Linked DNA regions of Homo sapiens: all the other regions are linked to region 2. Evidence: chromatin loops called from intact Hi-C (ENCODE). Cell type or tissue: heart right ventricle. All regions are shown on one strand. Each heading gives the region's core, and the rest is flanking DNA. Links, peaks and the distances in the headings are about the cores only.

Evidence for each region. Peaks named below come from ENCODE experiments on the same cell type or tissue, not always from the same donor. Only the 100,000 strongest peaks of a DNase experiment are listed, where the experiment ranks them.
Region 1: a loop joins it to region 2, with 2.4 times the contacts of the local background. A loop is called at or near these places in 28 of 110 quality-filtered maps.
Region 3: a loop joins it to region 2, with 2.1 times the contacts of the local background. A loop is called at or near these places in 17 of 110 quality-filtered maps.

The regions. Positions count from the first base shown.
Region 1 is chr20:23,074,900-23,082,257 of GRCh38, forward strand. It overlaps CD93 (CD93 molecule), which reads right to left. Exons shown (of 2, transcript NM_012072.4): 2 at 4,461-7,358. Among named protein-coding and RNA genes, the nearest start is that of CD93, 7.7 kb to the right of the region's middle. In heart right ventricle, for the core only: a CTCF peak has its summit at 4,325; DNase peaks (open chromatin) are centred at 4,242 and 5,722; H3K4me3 peaks cover 1,301 bases; H3K27ac peaks cover 3,412 bases.
Region 2 is chr20:23,129,437-23,136,794 of GRCh38, forward strand. LINC00656 (long intergenic non-protein coding RNA 656) reads right to left here and starts at 3,200. Exons shown (of 4, transcript NR_034149.1): 1 at 3,063-3,200. RefSeq lists an enhancer at 6,997-7,358. In heart right ventricle, for the core only: no CTCF peak of the experiment used is centred there; a DNase peak (open chromatin) is centred at 3,704; H3K27ac peaks cover 3,463 bases.
Region 3 is chr20:23,058,933-23,066,290 of GRCh38, forward strand. It overlaps LOC124904964 (a long non-coding RNA gene), which reads right to left. Exons shown (of 2, transcript XR_007067745.1): 2 at 6,207-6,597. Among named protein-coding and RNA genes, the nearest start is that of THBD, 13 kb to the left of the region's middle. RefSeq lists a silencer at 3,300-3,594. In heart right ventricle, for the core only: a CTCF peak has its summit at 3,377; DNase peaks (open chromatin) are centred at 2,890 and 3,374; H3K4me3 peaks cover 648 bases; H3K27ac peaks cover 3,822 bases.

The DNA of each region.
Region 1 (7,358 bases), core at 1,644-6,643, 54 kb before region 2:
ACCACAGTATGCCAGGCCCTGGTCTAGAGGCCTAGGGTATATCAGAAACCAAAAGACAAAAAAGTGCCCCTGTTGGCTCTTACATTCTAGTAAATAAATACAGATACTAAATAATCAATCATAGTGTACAAACAGAAATCATAAACCAGGGTGGAAGGTGATTGGTGTTTTGGAAAAACAGTAGAGCAGAGCAAGGATCGCTGGGAGTGCTGGAGAGAAGGCCCAGCCTTATAGCCCACTGGGAGAAGATAGGTACAAAGTGAGGAAGGAAAGAACCATCTAAAATTGTTTCCAAAATAAGAGAGTCAAGACAATGAACAAGAAGGTATACTAACAAGAATAAGAGAAGATCACTCAAGACCAAATGAAGCAGCGGTTCTCCAAGGGCGGTTCCTGGACCAGCAGCATCAGCAGAAATGCAGTCTTGGGCTCCACCCCAGATCGGCCAAGTCAGAAGCTCTGAGGGAGGGGTTCCGTTTTAAGGAGCCCTGCAGGAGGTTCCAGAGGATTCAGACACATGCTCAGGTTCAAATACAGCTAGAAGGAAATGCCCTCCTGTGCTGGGAAGAGCTCACCTAGTGCAGGCGGGACCAGAAAGGAACCACACCTGCAACCTGAAGCGAAACCTCAGAACTCAACAGAGAATAAGAAAATTGCCAAAGCACTCGGGGAAAAATGGAAAAGAAAAAGAAGGCCGGGCGAATCCCAGCACTTTGGGAGGCCGAGGTGGGTGGATCATGAGGTCAGGAGTTCGAGACCAGCCTGACCAATGTGGTGAAACCCCGTCTCTACTAAAAATACAAAAAAAAATTAGTCGGGCATGGTGGCGTGTGCCTGTAATCCCAGCTACTCAGGAGGGCTGAGGCAGGAGAATCGCTTCAACCCGGGAGACGGAGGTTGCAGTGAGCCGAGATCACACCACTGCACTCCAGCCTGGGTGACAGAGCGAGACTCTATCTCAAAAAAAAAAAAAAAAAAAAAGGAAAAAAGAAAGAAATGGTCCATGAAAGAAAACACATTATTTGACATCAGCCTTCTCATCAGTAACAACGTATGCAAGAAAGCAAAGGCTGGATATCTCCAGAGTTCTACAGGACAACAGTTTAGAGCCTAGAAATCTATGTCTAGGTGAGGCATCATTCAACTTGCGGAAGGGAAAGGCATTTCTGGTCATGCAAGCATGACCTTCTCAGAAAAAGACACAACTCAAAACAAAACACTCCCGTGATAACTGAATCCAACAGTACTGGGAATCAGAGGTGAAGATGAGAAAAAATCAACAAAAACTCATGGCATCCAAGTAGGTTTTGGTTGTAAAAATGTATAACAATAAAAAAATAAAATTCAGATGCAATCCAGGTGGGCAGTGGTGTGGGAATCTGGGTAACCTGAGAGGACAGGAAATAGAAATAACAGATTGCTGGGTATTTTGGGGAATAGAGGGAGGAGATAGCTATTAATTAACACAAGACATTAATAGAAGATATAGGCTTTAGTATGTGAGGTGAAAAAGTAAGACTATTTGAAGAATACAAATAGTCTATATCAATTCCAAAATATTAAGGGAAAAAGTAGATCAAAGAAAACTTAATCAATCTAATAATTGACGAGAGAGAGGCTAGAAATCCCAATGAATCATTATAAATGGAACATATAAAATAAGTCAGTACAAATTTATTAGTAACCTTAATGAATGTGAATAGATTGAATTCTCCCATTAAAAGACAAAGACTTTTGATTGAATAAAAGAAAAAAAAAGTGAAATCCAGCTTTGTTGTTTACAAGAGACAAACATGAAGTGTCACCAGAAGGCTGAATTTAGGGAAAAAATACCAGATATTCATCAGATGCAGCAGAATGAATCGGGTATATCAGTTGTAAAGTCATATATAATATAATTTGAAGTGAAAAGGTTCAAAAAGGTATATTTTTTATTGGTGAAGGATGAAATCTGCCAAACACATATTAGTCCCTTCACCACGCGGCTGTAAATAGAAGACAAAACTGGTGGAAATCCGAGGAGAAGCTGACGAAGCCACAGCCATGGGGGATGAGGGCCTGGATGGAGGCCAGGGCATGAGGACTTGCAGGACGGATGAGAAGGAAAGCAGACAAGGGCGTGACACCCCGACAAACACACGTGGGACAGGAGGCAGCGATTTCAACAATGAAGTAAAACATTTGTGATATAACGTTTTTGGGAAAGCCAGACCCTGGAGAAAGAAGGTAGACGTCCCAATTATTTTCTTCCACCTCACAAATTTCATTATTTCATGATACTTGAACACAGTAGGAGCCCCACAGAGACAGGTCACAGGCTTGGCTTCAGACCTTACAATATGAACTATGTGGACAGGCGTAAGGCCAGTGGCAGAGGCAAGCAGGCTTTGCAGGAAGGTGACAGGAGGGTGCTGGGCCTCACCAAGGCCAGCAGAACGAAGTGGCCTGAAATTCGCACCGGCACGCCCTGAGAAACTCAGCCCTTCCTTCTCAGGCTCCAAGCCCAGCTTTGTGAGACCTGATTGTGACCACCACACCTGGGACATTCCTCTACCCCCTTTTGTGTTCTCTCTCTCTCTTCTCTCCCTCATCTCTCCTTCCTTCTCTTTCCCATTTATTCATTCCCTCCCTACCATTCATTCCTTCCCATTCATTCCCTTCTTTCCTCCCTCCCTCCCTCCCTCTCCCTCCCTCCTCCCTCTCCCTCCCTTCCTCCCTCTCCCTCCCTTCCTCCCTTCCTCTTTTCCTCCCTTCCATCCTTTCTTCCACTCAGTTGAATTCTATGAACCAATTTTAACCACAAGAGAACATCATCATCCAAGTTAATCACGACAAACCTCAAATAGAACCCAACTACCAGAACTCAGAGAGGGACAACCGCTCATGGAGAGTTTGGTGGTGGTTCTCCTGGGGACTCAGGAGAGGGCCTGTGCCTGAGCTGCATGCTGAGCACCCTTAAGTCAATCACAGTTCCGGAAAAATGATTGCACTTGATCTATACCTTTTACTCTCTCTGCCTCTTTCTTCACTTTTTCACTGTTGAGCTGTTCATAATTTCCTCTGAAAAGGGAGAGTTAGGAGGCATTCAGAGGATCTGAAGGGTAAACCCATTAGTCATTCTGTTTCTAAGCACCTGTAATGTCAAATATAATTCAGGGAAAGGCTGACTCCGACTTCTCTGGTTTTCAAGTTTATCATCTCTGCTCTCTGTATCTCCTCTTGCTGAATATACACAAGAGTCAGCTGAGAACTTGATAGGCTCACTCAATGCATGTTCAATCCCACAGAAGGTACATAGTACATGTCTGAGTCTCTCATTGTAATCTGCATTTTGTCTGATGATAGCAACACAAATGTACTCTGCATTGTGCAATAGATATGTGTGCAAATTAATTTTTCTTGGCAAATTATTTGTTTGCGAATGATTTACCTAGCATTTAAGAAATTTTAGTGAGATAGCAAAAGTCACCAAAAAATGTAACCATCACAAGTTGGTGTTTTCTTTCATAGGCTTTTCCTAAATTGAGAAACACTGGCCTCAGGTGTTCCAGTACGACACAGAAGGATGTTAGAACTGTGTGTGCTTGTGGGTGTGTGTCTTGTGGGTGTGTGTTGTGTGTGTTTGTGGATGCATATCTCTGTGTCATGCATGTGTGTGTTTATGTGTGTGGGTGTGTGTGTTGGGGGAACAGCCATGGTTGTTCATATCGAGGAATAATTTCCAAGTGTATGTTGTTAATGAATAGACTTCTAACAGGATCAGCTGCATTTAACCCTAAATAATGGATATTTATTGCAAGTGTCCTGTACCATTAGCATAACAGAGCAGAACCCTTTGTTCTTCTTAAGTCCTGTGCCTTTGCCACAGCCTTTTGCACAATCTTAAAAGCAGGCTGACTCAGAATTGACCACCATCTGCTGTTCCTGACTTGGAATCACCATGAGATTTGTGCAGCCAAACAACCAGCGATCTGATCTGCCTGTCCAATTAGTTAAATAAACTGAAAGGGCTTTGCTGACAAAGTAGTGATAAATGCTCCAATGATAATTATAGAACAGTGTTTTCACATCGCATCCATTGGACATGTTTAATTCTGCGCCAGGCATCACCCATGTAATTTACAAGATGCAGAGAATTAAAGAGTGATGAGGGGGCCATGGATGAGTGGACTCAGCTGCCATGGACACTGGGCGCAGTGCAGCCCAGCCCTCTGTATTCCATGTCCCCAAGGGCAGCACGCTGAGGGGCAGGGTACACATTTGCTGAGGTAATGAAGGAAGGCAGAGCCCAGCGCCCCCTGTCGCCTCCAGCAGGTGCAGGTGCAGAAACTCAGCCACAAGGTACCTTCTTTTTAGCAACTCTTTGAAAGGGGAGATGGATAAATGTAATGACCTTGAAAGCAAGTTCTGCCAGGTATTTCGAGTTGTCGTGAAATATATTAAAACAAGTTCACAATCAATGTGTTTAAGAGTTTATTAGGATAGGCACATAACAGAAAGCTCAAAGGACAACAAAGCTGCACCTTCCTAAAGGCTGACCCTCAAAGCACCATTTTGTTAGAACTCAGAGGAGAAGCTCGATCTCTGAGCCTTCCCTCCTCACAGTTTGGGAAACATGCACAGGATGAAGGTAAATCCTGCATAGAAATCTTGTAATTCCAGAATTAGTCAAACAAATTTGAAATACACACATTTAAAAATACTTACATTCTCATTTAGCATTCATGAAGTGATTACTGACATTTACAATTACATCTGACATCACAGAGCAAGCCTTTGCAGGGATCTAATTCAAGCTTAAGCCAAATCTATGCAAAGAACTTCAGCTCAGAGGAATAGTGGGCAAAATCTGCTGAAAAGAACTGCTTGCCACCTTGCAGATAAGAGCAACAGCACAATAAAGGGATTCCAGAGCTTCTACCTAAAATAGAAGGGCATTATCTACAAGAACAGACCAAAACACAATTTATTTTTAAACAAGCCCTTCAGTGAGTATTTGTCTCAGGAATCTAGTATGAAAATAGTGTCTTTGATTAGTGAATATATGGAGAATTCGGATTATCATCTCTATTTTTAGTTGAGAAAATGCACAAACCATATAGATTTAAACCATGGGTTTTGCAGCCGAAGTAGAGACAGATGTTTTCTGGGATCATATCTCAGATTCCCAAGCTAAAGCTATTGTTCAAGGTGATGGAAATATGTAGGGGGCATTAAACCATTTTGCAGCTGCTAGAAAGCTGTGTTTTCCTGTTTTCCTGATTTAGACAATGGAGAAGCTAAGAAGAGAAATAATAGGAAAGGCTTTCCTATGTTAGTTTTAAAAAGACTGTGTTATTTTTAATTCAATTTTTTTTTGTCAAATCTCATCTCTGTTCTCCTAGTTTTCACAGAAATATTTACAGGAATAAAGGTTGAAACAAAAGTACCTAATGATCATCTCCATCCATCGAAAGATTGCTCAGGGATAAGACACTCAAACAAGGGCTTGTGATGAGGATGGAAAAGACAAAGCAACTTGAAGAGAAAAAAAAATTCTTTTAAACTCAGTTCATCCTGCAAAATGGACATAACACATGCATATAAAGGTTTGACTTTTTAATTCCACTTTTTTGCCTGATCGCAGGGAAGATGGCATGTGGCTGGCCCTTCCTGAAGCCTTGCTCCTCCACCACTGGCTAACAGACAGGCCTCCAGGTGGCCTTGCAAGGCCGACAGTGACCGCAGCCCACTTCCCCACATCCTTAATCAGAGCCTCATGCAGTTCATCCCCACATTACCCAAACATAACGTCGTAGTGCTACACGTAGATGTGTTGCATCATGATGCTATGGCAATGACGATGACGCTTAGGTGTGTGGGCCACCGAAGGCAGAGACCAGATGTGGTTGGTCTTGCCTGGAAGCCAAGCTGTTGAGCAGGGGTGGAGTCCCTCTACAGAGGATGCTCACCAAGTTCTAATGCATTGTCGATAACTGTCCTGCCCTGGTTTTTCTGCATTCCTCAGATTATCTGTGGGAATTGTCCTCCTGCATCCTTTCTCAAATGACAAAGAAGAAAGAAAGAGCAGTGATGGCACCTGAAATTCAGGAATGAGTAGGCATGGCGAGCTGGGTGTGTGAGATGTTCTCTCTTTACATTGTCTGCTTTGAGATGTGGGATGAGGGGAGGGAGAGAGTTGGTCCTGAATATATTCAGTTTTTTCCAAGAGTCTCCCAGAATTATTGACCTATTTGGACAACAAATCTTCATTGTCTTGGTGTCCATCTCCAAGTGAAAACTTCCCCCGTCCCCATGGCCCTGGCTTGTTCTGCTGCTGAACAGGTCACCTGGGCAGAAACACTGTGTCTAGCGAGAAGTTAGCAGGTGGCAGGGTGCACCTCTCCCCATACTGTGACCCTTGGATTCCCCACTGTGCCACGCCCGAGCAAGCTGGGGCCCCTCAGGACAAGGACGATTTGTTAATGGCCTCTTGGCCGGTGGGCATTTGTTTACCCACTACTGTAGCCCCAAGATCCCCCAAACAAGAATTTCCATGCTTCAAAGTAACAGCAAAAATAAACAGGAGAATAAAGCACGTGTTTGAGCCCAGTGGTTTCCATCAGATGCACAACCTGAGCTGTCTGGTTGGGTTGCTGGCTCTCCCCCCGTGGTGGGAGTGGTGTGCAAGAGAAAGCACCACCCAGCAGGAGAGGGACCCAGCCTGCCAGGGAAGGTTTTGAGGAACTGGATTCTTTATCACCCATTTCTCCCCTTGTGGGTTCCACAGAGGGGTTCCATGACCTCCCTGTTGTTGAGAACAGGGCTGCATTCAGAGAACAGACGATGGGCCTGGGCTGTGAGAGCAATCAGAACACTGTGAAAATAGGAGGGCTCGTTGGATCCCAGGAATCATACACAGACTGCGTTGGGGCTGTGGGAAGCCAAGGACAGAAATGTCTCCTTCACCCCAAATGATAAGGGCAAGGATTTTCAAGGCCCAGAGGGAGAAATGTTGCATTTGCATTTATTTAAGTGCTGATGTTGGTCAGCAGCGCATCCAGCCATGTCTTTAGAATCCTCTGAATGGCCAGACAGATGGCTGCTCTCCACACCACAGACTGCCCAGCTTCACACATCACCTAGAGTCTCGTGGCCAAGGAAGTTTTGCCAAATGGACACAGCCTTTGTCTCCCTTAAGTGTTAAACACCAGAGTTCCAACTGAAAACTGGAGACCATGAGATGACTTTAAAAAGAAGTTCCAAATGCCCCATCGAGCCGCACAAAACCTCCATCTTTCCTTTCACTTCCCCTGCCCCTTTAGTTTTCTATTAAAAACAATCTGAACCATAGCATCTATATTTCAAAACTGGCAAGA
Region 2 (7,358 bases), core at 1,093-6,092:
GGTCAGAAGAAAATAGTTCTCAAACCAGAGTTGGCCTAAAACACTACACAGGCTGTAAACCACAGATTTCCTTCTGCATACCATCCCTGCTTCCTCTTCCCATCTGACTGTAAGGGAAAGCAGGAACTCCAGAAAGGGGTCTTTGTAACACACTTCCAGGAGATTTTTCTGCAAGTGGTCTCAGGCCACACTTCAGGAAACAGACTCAGACCATCAGCACTGGAAGGAATGGTGGAGTTTGGCCAGCCCAGTGTTTCCAACTGTGCGGATAAGACCCCTGCCGGGATGACCCTGGGAGAAGAGGTGAGGGTGAGCAGGTGCGTGGGTGCAAGGCCCCTTCTCAACCCAGGCAGGTCAATGTTATGTTTATGTGTTTTTATAGGGGCTTCTGGTAGTATTAGGTATAAGAGGGGTTTCAATGCTTTTAAAAAAACAAAAAGGCTGCAAACCACAAATCTCACCCTACAGTGTCACTCATGGACAGGGCCAGCCGGGAGTGTGAGCAAGACACAGGGCCTTGATGTCAGCCAGACTGTGGCCTGGGCAATGGGGTTGAACTTTCCTGAGACTCTGGTCCATAAAAGGCAGATAACACCTTCCACCTTGGCCTCCAGGGGACAACCCATAGGCCCCCCCGGGGTCAGTTCCCTTCCCTAGTCCAGGACCAAAGGGAAGCCATTTCCCAGTTCCTGGCCCAGGCTCAGTCCACCAAGTATGGTGGGAAGGCAGAGGCACGGAAGGCTTTAGCGGTACCCTCCAGGTGTTTGGGGCATAGCTGGGGTACAGCACGCAGCCTGAGCCCTGTTGAGGCTGCTGAGAGCTGACAGAGTGGGCTTTGCAGGGAGACAGACACGGTGGGCATTCTGAGGAGGTGGACTATAGCAGCAGGCGGAAGCAGGGGGCCTGGAACCAGGAGTGGAAGAGCAGAAGAGTTTCGAAGCAGTGCAGCCTTCTGCTGGGTGTTTTGGGTAATTCTGAAGTTGGGCGTGGACAGGAGGGATGCATGAGGCTGGGCACCCCACACAGACATGGGGCCTAAAAATGCTGGGAATGAGAGTCACATCGGAGGACCCTCCACAGCCCCCGGCACTCATCCAGGCAGTGATGCCTCCAGTTCACACCCTGGGTGGGGGGCAAATGTTAGTATCGACCTCCCTGAAAAGTAGCAAGGAAGGCTTTTTTCTTTTTTTTGCCAAAACTTGCATAAGACTTAGAAAGTTCCAAATGGCTCTTCTTGCTTATCCAGCGCTTTTGGCTGCCTGTGACACACTGTCCCTGAAGCACCAAAATTTCATAAGAGCTGAGGATAAAACCCAAAGAGGGCCACTCTCCAAGTCACCCAACATCCCAGACTTCACACTTCACAGGGTGAAAAGAATGTAGTCTTCTAAACATGATGCAAAGGTGTTAGCAAACTCAGAAGGTCTAAGTCACAGCAAGATTTTCTTTTATTCCACTTCCCTGCCAAGGATTTCAGTGGAACAAAATAAACCAGACCTCCAAACAGCACGACTAAGTGTGAAAGATTCAGTTATCTTTAGGTTTCTTCAAGCAGTATTTGGCAAGCCGCTGTTTTTGGATCACGTATTTTCCACAATAAGTCAATAGATATTCCATTCAAAAAAAGAAGCAAAATGAGTTTGAATGTTTTGTCAAATTATGCTTGAGCATAGCTGTATACTTACCCTGGCTTGGCAATTAAAATATTTATTAGCATATTAAATTCACAAACAACTATAAATAAAGAAACCTGGTTTACTTAAAAGCAGTGTTGTCCATTGGAAAACATGGCATCATGCTATGGATTGAGTGCCCTGTGTAATCCGTAGAGAGCTCACTCTGGATGACTTAAGCTATATTTGAGCACTCTGATTTTCCGTATCTTGATCCAGATGTTTGACATCTCAAGAGGCATGGAGGCCTGGTGTGGTGGTTCAGGCCTGTCATCCCAGCAATGTGGGAGGCTGAGGCAGGAGAATGGCTTGAGCCCAGCAGTTTTAGACCAGCCTAGGCAACAACCTGAGATCCCAACTCTACAAAAAATAAAAAAAATCAGCCAGGCGTGGTGCATGTGCCTGTGGTCCCAGCTACACAGGAGGCTGAGGTGGGAGGATCGTTTGATTCTAGGAGGCTGAGGCTGCAATAAGCCATGTTTGCACCACTGCACTCCAGCCTGGGTAACAGAGGGAGACCCTATCTTTAAAAAAAATTATAATGAAAAATAAAAAAATAATTTAAAAAAGGGCATGGTGTAGCCTGTGCTACTGAAGGGTCCTTTATCTCTGTCAGCCATTCCTAAAGTCCACTAGAGAATAACAAAATATTCTTTTTCCACCAATTGGTATTTATTTCTGTGATAACTGAAGAATTCCGCCACACAAGCATCACCCGGGTCAGCTGCCACAGACAGTGACCATATTTGTGAGGCTTACATGGTGACCAGGAGCTTAAATTGACCTCAGACCTCAAGAATCTCCTGATAATCTGACCACGATTAAAACGTGGCCCACAATCCTTTCAGCACGTGAAATGACTGGCCAGGCTTTCCAAGAATCCCAAAGACTTCAGCCCAAACAAGAAGCTGACCTCTTAGACCAGCAGCAGATCATCCTACCGCGGCCCTTTTCCTTATTTGTTAAGGCCCCGCTTCTTGTCATTATATCGTCAGCACGATTATTCGGTGTGTTTTCTGGTTGTGTGGTTTATGCACTATTTATTTCCTGATTCTTATCTTTTTCTCCAAGAATAGCAGCACAGACATCAAGTCAATTTCAGCATGGATTTATTCTGCCTGGAAGGTGGGTCCCAGTCACACTAGTACAGAGGTGACAAAATCATGTGTGTCCAGCAACTAAGTCCGCAACGCAGTCCCATTTAGTCCTCAGGGAGCTCATATGGCAGAAGGACTTGTTTCCCAGGAGAGGGCCGGGGCCTGGAGCAGGCTGATGGATTGCTCCTCCAGCAGCTGCAGAACTGGGCCTAGGACCGGGGCTCACTCTACCACTCATCTGCCCCGTCTCCATTAGCACCTAGCCTCAGAACAGCATTTATGAAGCACTTACCACACATACCCAGGAAAGGCTCGTGTTCTGCAGTGGTTACCTTACAATTCAGAATGAACTTTGAACAAATCCCTGAAGACAACGAGGCTGGCCGTGGATGTGCAGCTGCCTTGCGCCTTAGTGTGTCATCTGTAAAATGAGGTAATAGCAACGTATGTCTCATGGGTTACTACTGTCAGAGTCAAATGAGGTAATTGTAGGTAACGCCCTTTGCACAGTGTCAGGCACACCATGAGAGCTGGAAAAGCGTTGGCTTTTAACATTCCTCTTATTCTTCCTTTCTGTTTTCTGAATTTCTGGGTTTCATATCGAAGTGTGAAGAGGGATGAGTTTCAAAGGAGGTAGAGAGTCCCTTAAGCTAAAGGTTTTCCTTTGGAGGGCTGGGGGCCAAGAACACGAGAACCTTCTCTATCTGCAGGGCCTGGTCTTGCTTCCACATTGTGGAACCAAGGGCCAGCAGAGAAAGATAGAGACTAACCCCAGCCCCAGGCCCCAGAGGTGGGGGCTCCAGGATCACAAAGACCCCAGCTTGGCTCCGCCTCTCTCTTTCTCAATGCATGAGCAGCAGCACTGAGGGGACTGGGGCTTCCTGGAATTTTAAAAAGGGTTTTTCTAACAATTCCTGGAACTGTGAAGTCAGTGGGGAAGGTCATGGGTGGAGTGAGGTCATGGGCCTAGCTCCAGAAGTGTGCCGACAGATAAGGCGCCTTGGTCTGGGGCTCTCCAGCCTCTAACGCCCAGATGGCTTCCCTCTGGGGCTGCAAAGTTTACAGGAGAGACCAGATGATGGCACTGACAATGGAGGGTGGGTCTCCTCTACACTTCCCACCCCAATAGCTGCCTTTGCCCTAGAGGGGCCCAGACACATTCGTTGGCAGTAAAAGCTTCACCCTCCAGAGCAGAAGGGGAGGCCCACAGGCTTCTCCCTGAACTTCATCATCCCAGTGGATGCAGGGTCGGGGTATTTAGGGCTCTTTTCTAAGGAGCTGCATTAGGATCTCGGCACATTTTTTTCTTTGTTAATTTTGTTTATCTATCAATTCAACTTATTTGGGCTAAGGCCAGAAAAAGATTAGCTGGGATTTAGGGAGCATCCGTATCAGTTTATTGTGACTGTATTATGTAGGCGTCATTGATACGATGCAAACTCACTTTAAATGCCAACAGGCATCAGCAGGTGGAGATAGTAAGGTTAGCGCCCTTCACTAGAAGGCACAGACACTGGTTAGGGAGGGAGGAAGGCAGAGCCAGCAGCCAGCTCCTGTGGTGCCGGTTATCAACCGGTTATCAGATGGGTGCTGTGAGCAACTGATCTCCCTGGCTATGAGTCTGTTCTGGAAAACTGCGGCCTAACCAAGGCTGTCCCGGGCTCTTCCAGCTGCTCAGAGGGAGGGTCCTAAGATCTTACAGACATAGCTAGGTCATGCTTCCCATGTCAATCAGGGCAAACAGAACACACTAACAGTGAACAAGTCCAAGAGGGGATTAAGAAAACAATTCTATTTACAACAGCATCAAAAAGAATAAACATTTGGAAATAAAATTCACCAGCAAGGAGAAAGACTTGGACACCAAAACATTAAAAAAATACCGGCCGGGCGCGGTGGCTCACGCCTGTAATCCCAGCACTTTGGGAGGCCGAGGTGGGCAGATCACAAGGTCAGGAGATCGAGACCACGGTGAAGCCCCGTCTCTACTAAAAATCCAAAAAAATTAGCTGGGCGCGGTGGCGGGCGCCTGTAGTCCCAGCTACTCGGGAGGCTGAGGCCAGAGAATGGCGTGAACCCGGGAGGCGGAGCTTGCAGTGAGCCGAGATCACATCACTGCACTCCAGCCTGGGCGACAGAGTGAGACTCTGTCTCAAAAAAAAAAAAGACCAATGAAATAAATTAAAGAAGAAATAAAGAAATTAAAAGATTTCCTTTGTTCATGAATTGGAAGACTTAATATTGATAATGTGTCAAAACTAACAAGAGTGATCTACAGATGCAATGCAATCTCTATCAAAATCCCAAAGGGATTTGCTGCAGAAATAGCAGGATTCATCCTAAAATTCATATGGAATTTTAAGGGGCCCTGGAGAGCCAAACAATCTTGAGAAAAAAAGAACAAAGTTGGAGGACTCAAACCTCCTGATTTCAAATCATATTACAAAGCTACAGTAGGCAAAACATTGTGGTACTGGAATAAAGACAGATATATAGACCAATGGAATGAAATAGGGGGCCCAGAAATACACCCTTGATTTTCAGCAAGGATGTCAAGACCATTTAATGAAGGAAGGGTAAAATTTTCAACAGATGGTTTGGGAAAATTGGAAATACATATGCAAAAGCAAGAAGTTAGACCTTACCTCATATCATATAAAAAAATTAATTCAAATTGATCAGATGCCTAAACATAAGACATAAAACTATAAAGCTCCTAGAAAAAAACATAGAAGAAAATCTTTATAACATTAGATTTGGCAATGATATAACACCAAAACCAGGTGCTGCAAGAGTAAAAATACTAATAGATAAATTGGACTATATCAAAATTGAAATGTTTTGTGCATCAAAGGACAAAAAATGATAATAAACAATAATAAACAGAGTGAAAAGGCAACCCATTGAATGGGAGAAAATATTACAAATCATATATAGAATAAGGGGTTAATGTCCAGATTATATAAAGAACTCCTGCAACTAAACAACAACAAACAACAACAAAACAATTAAAAAATGTCAAAGGACACGAATAGACATTTCTACAAAGAAGATATACAAAGGGTCAATAAGCACATGAAAAGATGTTCAGCATCACTAATCATTAGGGAAAAGCAAATCAAAACCACACTGAGATACCGCCTCACATCCATTAGGATGGCTACTATTAGACAAACAAACAAAACCCAGGAGTCATAAGTGTTAATGAGCATGTATGGAAATTGGAACCCTTGAGCACCATTGGTAGAACTGTAAAATGGTGAAGCCACTACGGGAAATAATATGGTGGTTCTTAAAAAAATAAAATAAAATTAGAATAAAAGGAAAAGTAGAATTGCCATTTAATCTAGCAATTCCACTTCTGGGTGTATAACCAAAAGAATTGAAATTAGTGTCTCAAAGAGACATTGGTAACCCCATGTTCCTAGCAGCACTAAACACCATAGCCAAAGGTGGAGGCAACCCAGATGCCCATCAGCATGTGACTGGTAAACACAATGAGGCACAAACATGCCGTGGAATATTATTCAGCCTTTGTAAGGGAAGAAATTCTGATGCAAGCTACAAGGGTGAACCTTGAACACATTATACTGAGTGAAATAAGCCAGTCATGAAAAGACAAATAATGTGGGATTCCTCTTAAATGAGGTGCTAGAGTTGCCAACTCCATAGAGACCGAAAGCAGAAGGGCGGCTGGCAGGGCCTGCGGGGAGGGGCGGAAGTCACTGTTTAATGGGCACAGGGTTTCTGTTTTGCAAGATGAAATGAGTTCTGGAGATGGGTTGTACAACAATGTGAATGTGTGTAACACTACTGAACTGAACACTTAAAAACGGTCATGATGATGAATTTTGTTATGTGTATTTTGCCACAATTTAATTCAAAAAATATAAATACACACAAAATGTCTGCACAGAAACCCTGTTTTTGAAGGAAATGCCCTGTATTGTCAGTGAGTCAGACGTGGGCTGTGCTCCCAAACCTGGGTGGATTGTGCCCTCTGTGGCCCATCACTGCAGAGGGTGTCAGTGTGAGGAGGAAAAAAAGGGGAGTGGACAGGCTCTGGGCCACAGGCCCACTGCCCACTGTGGGACAGAGAGTGCTTCCCTGCTCTCAGGAGAAGAGAAAGCATGTTGCTCATGCACATAACACATTCACCTTATAGGGGGCCACTGGACTTCTAGCTTCCCAGACCTGGTTCATCTAAGGGAAAGCCATTTGTAGGGGCAGAAATGTTCCTAACTTCCTGTTCAGGGTCTCTTAATTCTATGGACATGAATGACGGCAAGGGCCATTATGCATTGATTCTGATGTGCAGAGTTCCAGTCTGAGCAGGACTATGCCTGTTGTACAGACTGGAAAGCTGTGACTTCAAGGGGTTAAGAAACCAGCCAGAGGCCGCACAACCAGCAAGCCGCAGAGGTGGACGGAGCCAGGCCGTTGGGTTCTGTTTGGGTTGTTTCTTGCTATTTAACAGACTGCCCTAAATCTCAGTGACTTAACACCCATTTTGTCACCTCTCTGGGTTGGGTAGGGTGGGGGCTCAGCTGGACACTTCTCCCGCTGTTTTTCTTGGGGTCTTTCCTGT
Region 3 (7,358 bases), core at 922-5,921, 71 kb before region 2:
ACCCCTGAATGAAGAACTATTCACTTAAAAGAACACAGAACTATTTCGGTCAGTTCAAGTAGAAGCCTCTAGAATGTTATTGTGTCAAGGTGCGTTTTGCCATGTTAGACTCTCCCTTTATTTTCTACAAAATATTTGTTCATAGCAGATTATATTTTTATTGAAAACAATGCATATTTGAAAGAAATGCTCTTACACTCAGAAACACTGTCCTTGGAAGACAAAGTCCTCACAAGGAAGCCAAGAAATCCACAAGTGTTGTTTGAGAAACGTCAACTGTGCTTCGGCTGTTGGCACACATCTCCTGTGGGATAAGTTCAGGCCTTAAATGTATGCAGGACAAGAGGCTTAAAAGTGAGCATGTGCAGAGAACAAAACCTATTTAGGCAGGAAAATAAGATAATTGGAACTATATATTTTAATGCTATTTTACAGAAGTATATTATAATATATTCTTTAAATGCATGAAATGTGAGAAATTGAACAATGAAAATATCTATCACTAATATAACTGCAAATATTTAGTGCTTGCCTTTAATTTTTTGTGAAAATTAGAGATCTGAACATTTTGTTAGCACAGTAAGTATATTTAATATACCTATTATCAAATTATAACTGATAGATCCAGTGGATGGAAAGCTATGGAAGTAAACACACCTAATATAGAAAGAAATACTACTTATGGTATAGGAGATATATATATATAATTGTTACAGTAGGTAGCTAGTCAGGCCTGAGCATGGCAGGAGAGGGCTCCTCCACCACCAGGAATGTCAGACAACCATCAGATGATGGTCAGGCAGTTGTTAACTGTCTTTCTAAAATAATTTGTTGCAGCCAGTGCCAGGGAAAGCAGTCTCCCTATCAATAGAAGAAACCTCAAACTGGGGATCAGCAGCTTCCAGATAAGATCTCAGGAGCTGGGTAAGTGGGCTCAAGCTTGTGCATTAAGATGCAAAATGACAGAGTTTAATTGGTATATGACCTTCTAGGGACATTTGACTGGCAAGGGAAGAATGCTTGAAGTGAGCATGTGTACAACTCCAGTAAACAAACTGTGCTGGTAGGCCACTGAGCATGTGGACAGCCCATCCCAAGGGAAGAATCAGGGGAGAAAGGATGCAAGACCCCAGAAGTATGCCAACACATAAAACCCCAAGTGAAAAAGTCAAACCACGCACTTGTATTTCAAGTTGGCCACTTGGCCCTCTTCCAAGTGTACTTTCCTTCCTTCTTCCCTGCTCTAAAGCTTTGTAATAAACTTTCAATCCCGCTCGAAAGCTTGCTAGTCTCTCCTTCTGCCTCTCAGCTGAATTCTTTCTTCTGAGGAGGCAAGAATGGAGGTTGCTGCAGACCCATATGGATTTGCTGCTGGTAACATCATTATCTCTGAGTTGAAGCAGCATGATTTTTACTTTCTTCTCTTTCTTATATTTTCTACATGCATTTATTTTATAAGTTAAAGGCTCCACTCCTTCATTAAAAAAAGGTAAAATTATTTTTTGATAATTGAAAATTAGTCAGTTCAAAGTAATGTGGCTGGTAATACACATCGCATTTTTGCAGTCTCTTGCAAAACAGAAGCTATTCTGACTCCCTTGTAGCTCACTAATTTTCAAGAATTTAATAAAAATCTGCTGCCTGAAAGAGCCGCTCCTGTCATCTTGAGAAGGCTGGGGTCTTTGCACCCCCTGAGTTCAGTGATTGCTTCCCCAAAAACACATTTCACAAGAGGATAGACTTTATCACATGGGTTCAGCCGGGCTGTGTCATAGAGACCCATCCCAACTCACCCCATGTTATTACCAGTGAACTACTGAGATGCTAAATCTTTGGCTTCTTGGTTTGAGTTGTGGAAGGACAGATAAACAAAAGTGCCTGCTAAGACCCAGATATCTGGAGGAATTCTGTGGATGCCCTAGAGCAAGGTTGACGTGCCGTGTCTGTCAAGGGCAAGAGAGTAAACATTTCAGCTGCAGGCCTTTCAGCCTCTGTCATAACCACTGAACTCTGCCTTTGTTGTGTGAAAGCAGCAAGCCTGGTGGAGCCCCACAAAATCGGTTATCTACTGCCAGTAGCAAACCTCCCCAAAACTTAGTGATGAGAGCAATGAATATTGAAACCCTGGTTATCTGACCAAGTCAGTATTGGACAAATTTGCACAGAGATCTTTTGGTGATTTGCAGAAGCTGGTGCAGGCAGACTTCTTATTTTCATCAATATCTAGCTCCATCAGGACTGAAAACTGCAGACTAGCTACTCTAGACTTCTGGTGGCTGAGAACAAGCCTGCAGGATGGCTTGACAGCTCTGGGTAAACTGTCTGAGAACATCTTCAGCTTGGGCAGAACAGCCTTCCAGGAATGAAGATGTCACAGAGAGCAGGGTGCTGGAGAGGGCTTTACTCTGAAGTAGGGGCGGCCAATATTTGATCCCATCATTCAGAAATCCCTCTTCTACCCACAGGCCTGGCAGTGACTGAGGCTCCATCTAGCTCTGGGAGAAGAGGAAGGGAGTGGCTTCCCACTGGGGGTGCCTCAGACCTCGCTTACCTCCACCCATAGCTGGTCCACCCACCATGGGTGCTCAAAAGTAGAAGGAAGGATGGGGAAACATTCAGTCCACGTCCAAATCATCGAGAAGACTTTTCAGATTGGGAATAATTCCGAAGCCAGATCCCAGCAAGGCACTGCCAAAAAATGGCTCTCTGGGGTTTATTTTCCTTTGGAAAGGACTTTTGGGACATACGGCAAGAGGGAGCTTTCTGGGTCCCTTAAAGGGCCCTGCAGGAAAGAAGGGCAGTGGGACGCATTGTCTGTTCTCCATAGACAATAGGGCAGACTGCTTCCTCCTTGGGACTGGTAGTTACGTTTATGTTTCTGACAACCAGCTGGCCACTGAAGAAGCGTGGAGCCAACAGCTGCAAGGGATAATTTTGGCAGCATCACCCACGGTGCAAATTTAAAACTCCAGCTGGTTCTACTGCAAGCAGAATAAACACAAACAGCTGATAATAAGTAAATTCAGAACTTGAAATATGCCAGAGACACTTTATAGCCCTCTGTTTTCTCCTAGTGTGCACTCTTTGTGCTCTCATCCTGTGGTCTTGAGCGTGAACATCATTTTCATATTTTATCTTGCTATCTAAAAGTTTTATTTATTTGGGAAATAAGTAGGCTCTGAATCTGGGGGGAAAATAGTTGTCAAGAACCAAATATTTGGCTTCCTGTTTCCCAGAAAGTGTTTGCTGCTGTTTCCATTTCTGGCCCAACATTTTTCCAGAGTTGAAAATGTCATTTAAATGAGTCAGTCCCCGGGGCTCAGAAGCAATGATAAAGATGTGGACATGGCCCCAGAACGTTGGAGCACTGCTGCCTCTGGTGGACTGAAGGGCAGCTGGCATTAAAAACAGGATGTTCCTGCTGTGATACAGGCAGAGGAAGAAGAAGGGTATGCAAACCAAGGCAGTCCCCTGCAGCCTTGCCCCTCAGTGTGTGGTCCCAGACCAGCAGCATCACTGCACCTGGTAGCTTGTTAGAAATGCACAACCTCTGACCCCACCCCGACCTCCTGCATCAGAATCTGCCTGTTGACAAGGTCTTGGGGAAAAGGGTATTGGGGAATTTGCTGCACACACACTCCGCTGGGCAACCCAACGGCCTCAATGAGACCAGCCTGCACAGGATTCTACCTGCCTTCCCCTACCTTCCACCACAGTTTCAATGATCCTCTTAGGAGTATGAAAAAGGAGTGGCCAAGATTGTCAGCATCAGCTTTTATCTTCTCTCTGTGAACACATATATCACTTACCAACTTGTCAGAAAGGCAGATTCCTGGGCCCTAATTCAAACTTCCTGAATCAGAAACTCTGGGGATTGGGCCCAGCCCTGTGGGTTTTAGCAAGCTCTCCAGGGCATTCTGATGCACAGGTTTGAGAAACAACTGGCTCATTGTATGTGAGGCATGAATGAAGTGGCCTCCCAGGCTCTGCTCACATCCTCACTACCCTCATCTCTTCCTCCTGGGCTTTCCACCTTGGGTCCTGGCTCTACCAACTCTTCCTTGGATCCTGAATCTACAGTTTCTACCTGCATGGGCACAAGTATCACAAACCTTATCCTGATGGGATAGTGGAACTCCACCTTCAAGCCAAGATAAATGTAATTTGTAAAATTTTTGCACAGACAGGAGGTGCAGAGGACATTGTTATCATGAAGCTGAAAGTCATGCAATAGGATGGAAAGGAGGAAGACTGAAGGAATCCAAGATGCTAAAAGTATTAAGAATTCATAGCCCAACCTCATACTGTTGGGCTATGAGTATGTCAACCTCATACTGTTTTCTGCAAAGAAACAGAGATAATAAGTGCTTTAGGTTTTGCAGGCCACTTGGTCTGTGCTGCTGTAACAGGAGACCAGCCGCAGACCATATATAAACGAATGGATGTGGCTGTGGTCCAATAAAACTTTGTTTACAGACTTTGAAATTTTCATAATTTTACATGCCATGAAATATTTTTCTTCTTTTGATTTTTTTCTGACCATTAAAAAAATGCAAAAAAGCCATTTTTAGCTCACGCACCATACAGAAACAGGCAGTGGGCCAGAGTGGGCCTGCAGGCCATAGTTTTCCAAACCCTGCCCTACAAACATTAATAAAGAAAAAAACTTAGAAGATGCAGGACTTGCTTATGAAAACTTCCTCTACTTCAAAAAAGATATATATAGAGAAGAAAAAAACCCAACCACTAAGAAGCATTGTATTCAAATGCAAGAGACAATGGTGGGAAAAGCCCTCTTTGTCTTGTTTCTGTCCATTGTGGATGTTTCTTGTCACTGTTGTGGAATTATGGTGAGTGAAAGAGAGGGCGTTAAGAAGGAAGAGAAGAGAAAGGAAAAGCAAAATACAGTGAGTATTTAGGAAGTTGTAGAAGGCAAAGTAAGGACTGAAATGACCACAAGCTTCATATTACAAGGAGAGAGAAAAATGTGGTTCTGTTCTTTCAGTTAAAGAGAAAAACGCTTCCACCTTACTCCCCAATAGAACCACAGATCTCAGAGTTGGCTTGGCTGAGACCAGGCCTATTGGATTCTTGGCTTCCGGTATCATGCAGCTTCTGGTAAGTCAATGTGTTTGACATTCCTCCACACTCTAGACTCCCCAGCTCCCAAGGAAGGAACACCACCTTTCATCTTCCAGGTCATTTCATTCTGCTATGAAGGTGTTTCCATCTCAAAAATTGGTAGTTCATATAAAGCGGGCAAATGGGCGCCATAGTCACCACCTTACAGACACTGCACTCATTTACACACCATTTTGCATACATTTGTTCTGACTGCTCTTCAGTGAGAACTTCATTACTTTTATATTACAGAATTGTTATACTTTTAAAAAACTTTAAATATCGGTCATTTGTAGTGAGCAGCTTAGTATTTTCCGTGATGGAGTGTAATAGTTTTCCATTGCTGCTGTGGTTAAAAACAACACAAACGTATCATCTTAGAGCTCTGGAGGTAAGAAGTCCAAAATTGGGGCACCATCAGGGCTGCTCTCCTTCTGGAGAATATAGGGGAGGATCCTTTCCTTATCTGTTCCAGAGATCACCTTTATTTCTTGACCTGAGGCTCCTAGCTCCATCTTCAAAGCCAAGAGCATACACAGCATCTTCTCACCTCTCTCTCTGACCTCTGCTTCTGTGTCACATCTCTAACCCTTCTGCCTTGATATTCCATCTTTTAAGGACCCTGTGATTGCATTGGGCCAACCAGGCTGAGTCATAGAGGCAAAAGCCAATAAAGGATTAATAACAAAACCAAAGGGAAAAAAATCCTTTGACAGAATTGCCCTAGCATGTCTGGTTTAGCACGTGAGCAAATACAGCATTTGGGCTGCGTCTTATGAAATCTTAATGGCTTGTGAATGAAATGAGTTAAAACTATCAACCATCTCTCGCTGAACTGAGCTTAGTGTTCCCACTTAAGAAATTCATTTCTGAATTTTATTAAATTTTTAAAATCTCACTAAAACTATAGTCCTGTCTGCTGATTTCTAGGGTAGATGGCCCTGATGATGTAATAAATCCTCTTCATCAAGAATGTCTTGGTCATTTGTATTTCTGGCACTGTAGTCCTCACAGTAGAGCATCGGTCCTTTGTCATCTAAACAAAACTCACTTGGATTTAGCAGCAAGAACTTTAAGGACTCTGATTGTCGGGGCTGTGATCCTAAGCTTGAAAGGATCAGTTTATTAGCAATATCTCACACTCTTTTTTTTTTTTTCATGTTGAGCAGTAGAATATAAGAGATGATAATGAGGAAATGGAAATTAAAGACGTGTGCGTGTGCCACTCCCTGCAGATTCGGTTTATACCATGGCTCCAGGAGTCACAGAGCGTTGGACACAGCAGGATGGGTGGTCTGATCCCAGCTATTTGCAGCCCACACAGTGATCAGGGGATTCTTTATTGGTCACTTTTTTTTCTTTCTCTCTACCAATTAATGTTCCTTGTTCTTGATCCACCCCTTTGAGCCAAACAACCATTGAAAAGATGGAAACATCATTTTCCATGAAAGTACACATCTTGAACCCTGTTATAACCTGAAACAGAAAATGTAAAAAGCTGCTGTCAGTTCCTCCTTCAGTTTCAGAGTGCACACAAAGCCCTACTGTCAAACTTAAACAATGTTTATAGTGAAAAGAAATGATTAGAAGCAGGAAGGCACCACAGGGAGTAACAATCCTTCATGTTTGGAGGGATTTTATTTGCTTTAGCAATCTGATGGAAGGAAAAGAAAATTCCCATTATCAGGAACATCGCCCATCGGAGTGCCTAGTAATAAAAGTGTCAGCACCAATAATGTTATTAAAAGAAAACACTTTCTAGGTTCTGCCACCTACGTGTTGTATCCCTTTAAAAGGAAGCACAGTGGATAGCACAGTGCCTGTAGAGGCTGAGCTGGACGTGGATTTGTTTGCCTTGAAGCTTTGTATCAACAGTATGGGCACCTCAGCTCTGAATTTTCTGATAAAATGAGGTGTGCACGTAGAGTTCATGGCAATAGTGACCTTCAGACTCATTCTTCTTCAGATCCTTCTTTTTAGCTAGATCTACAATGGCATTCCTTTTCCCAGGAATGCGATTCCCAGGCTGGCCAAACTCATGTTGCCATGTATTACCCCCCAAGGCAAATAGCAAAGTTTCCTTTGAAGACAATAAATACATAGTCCATGGGCTGGACAACTGGAGGTGTTTTGGAAAGTTCTTTTTATTTTCAGCAAGATATGGAGACTCACTTTCCTTGGATGAGTATAAAACATGAAAGCAGTTATTCTGTAGATGTCTAATGGAAAGCTCTAGA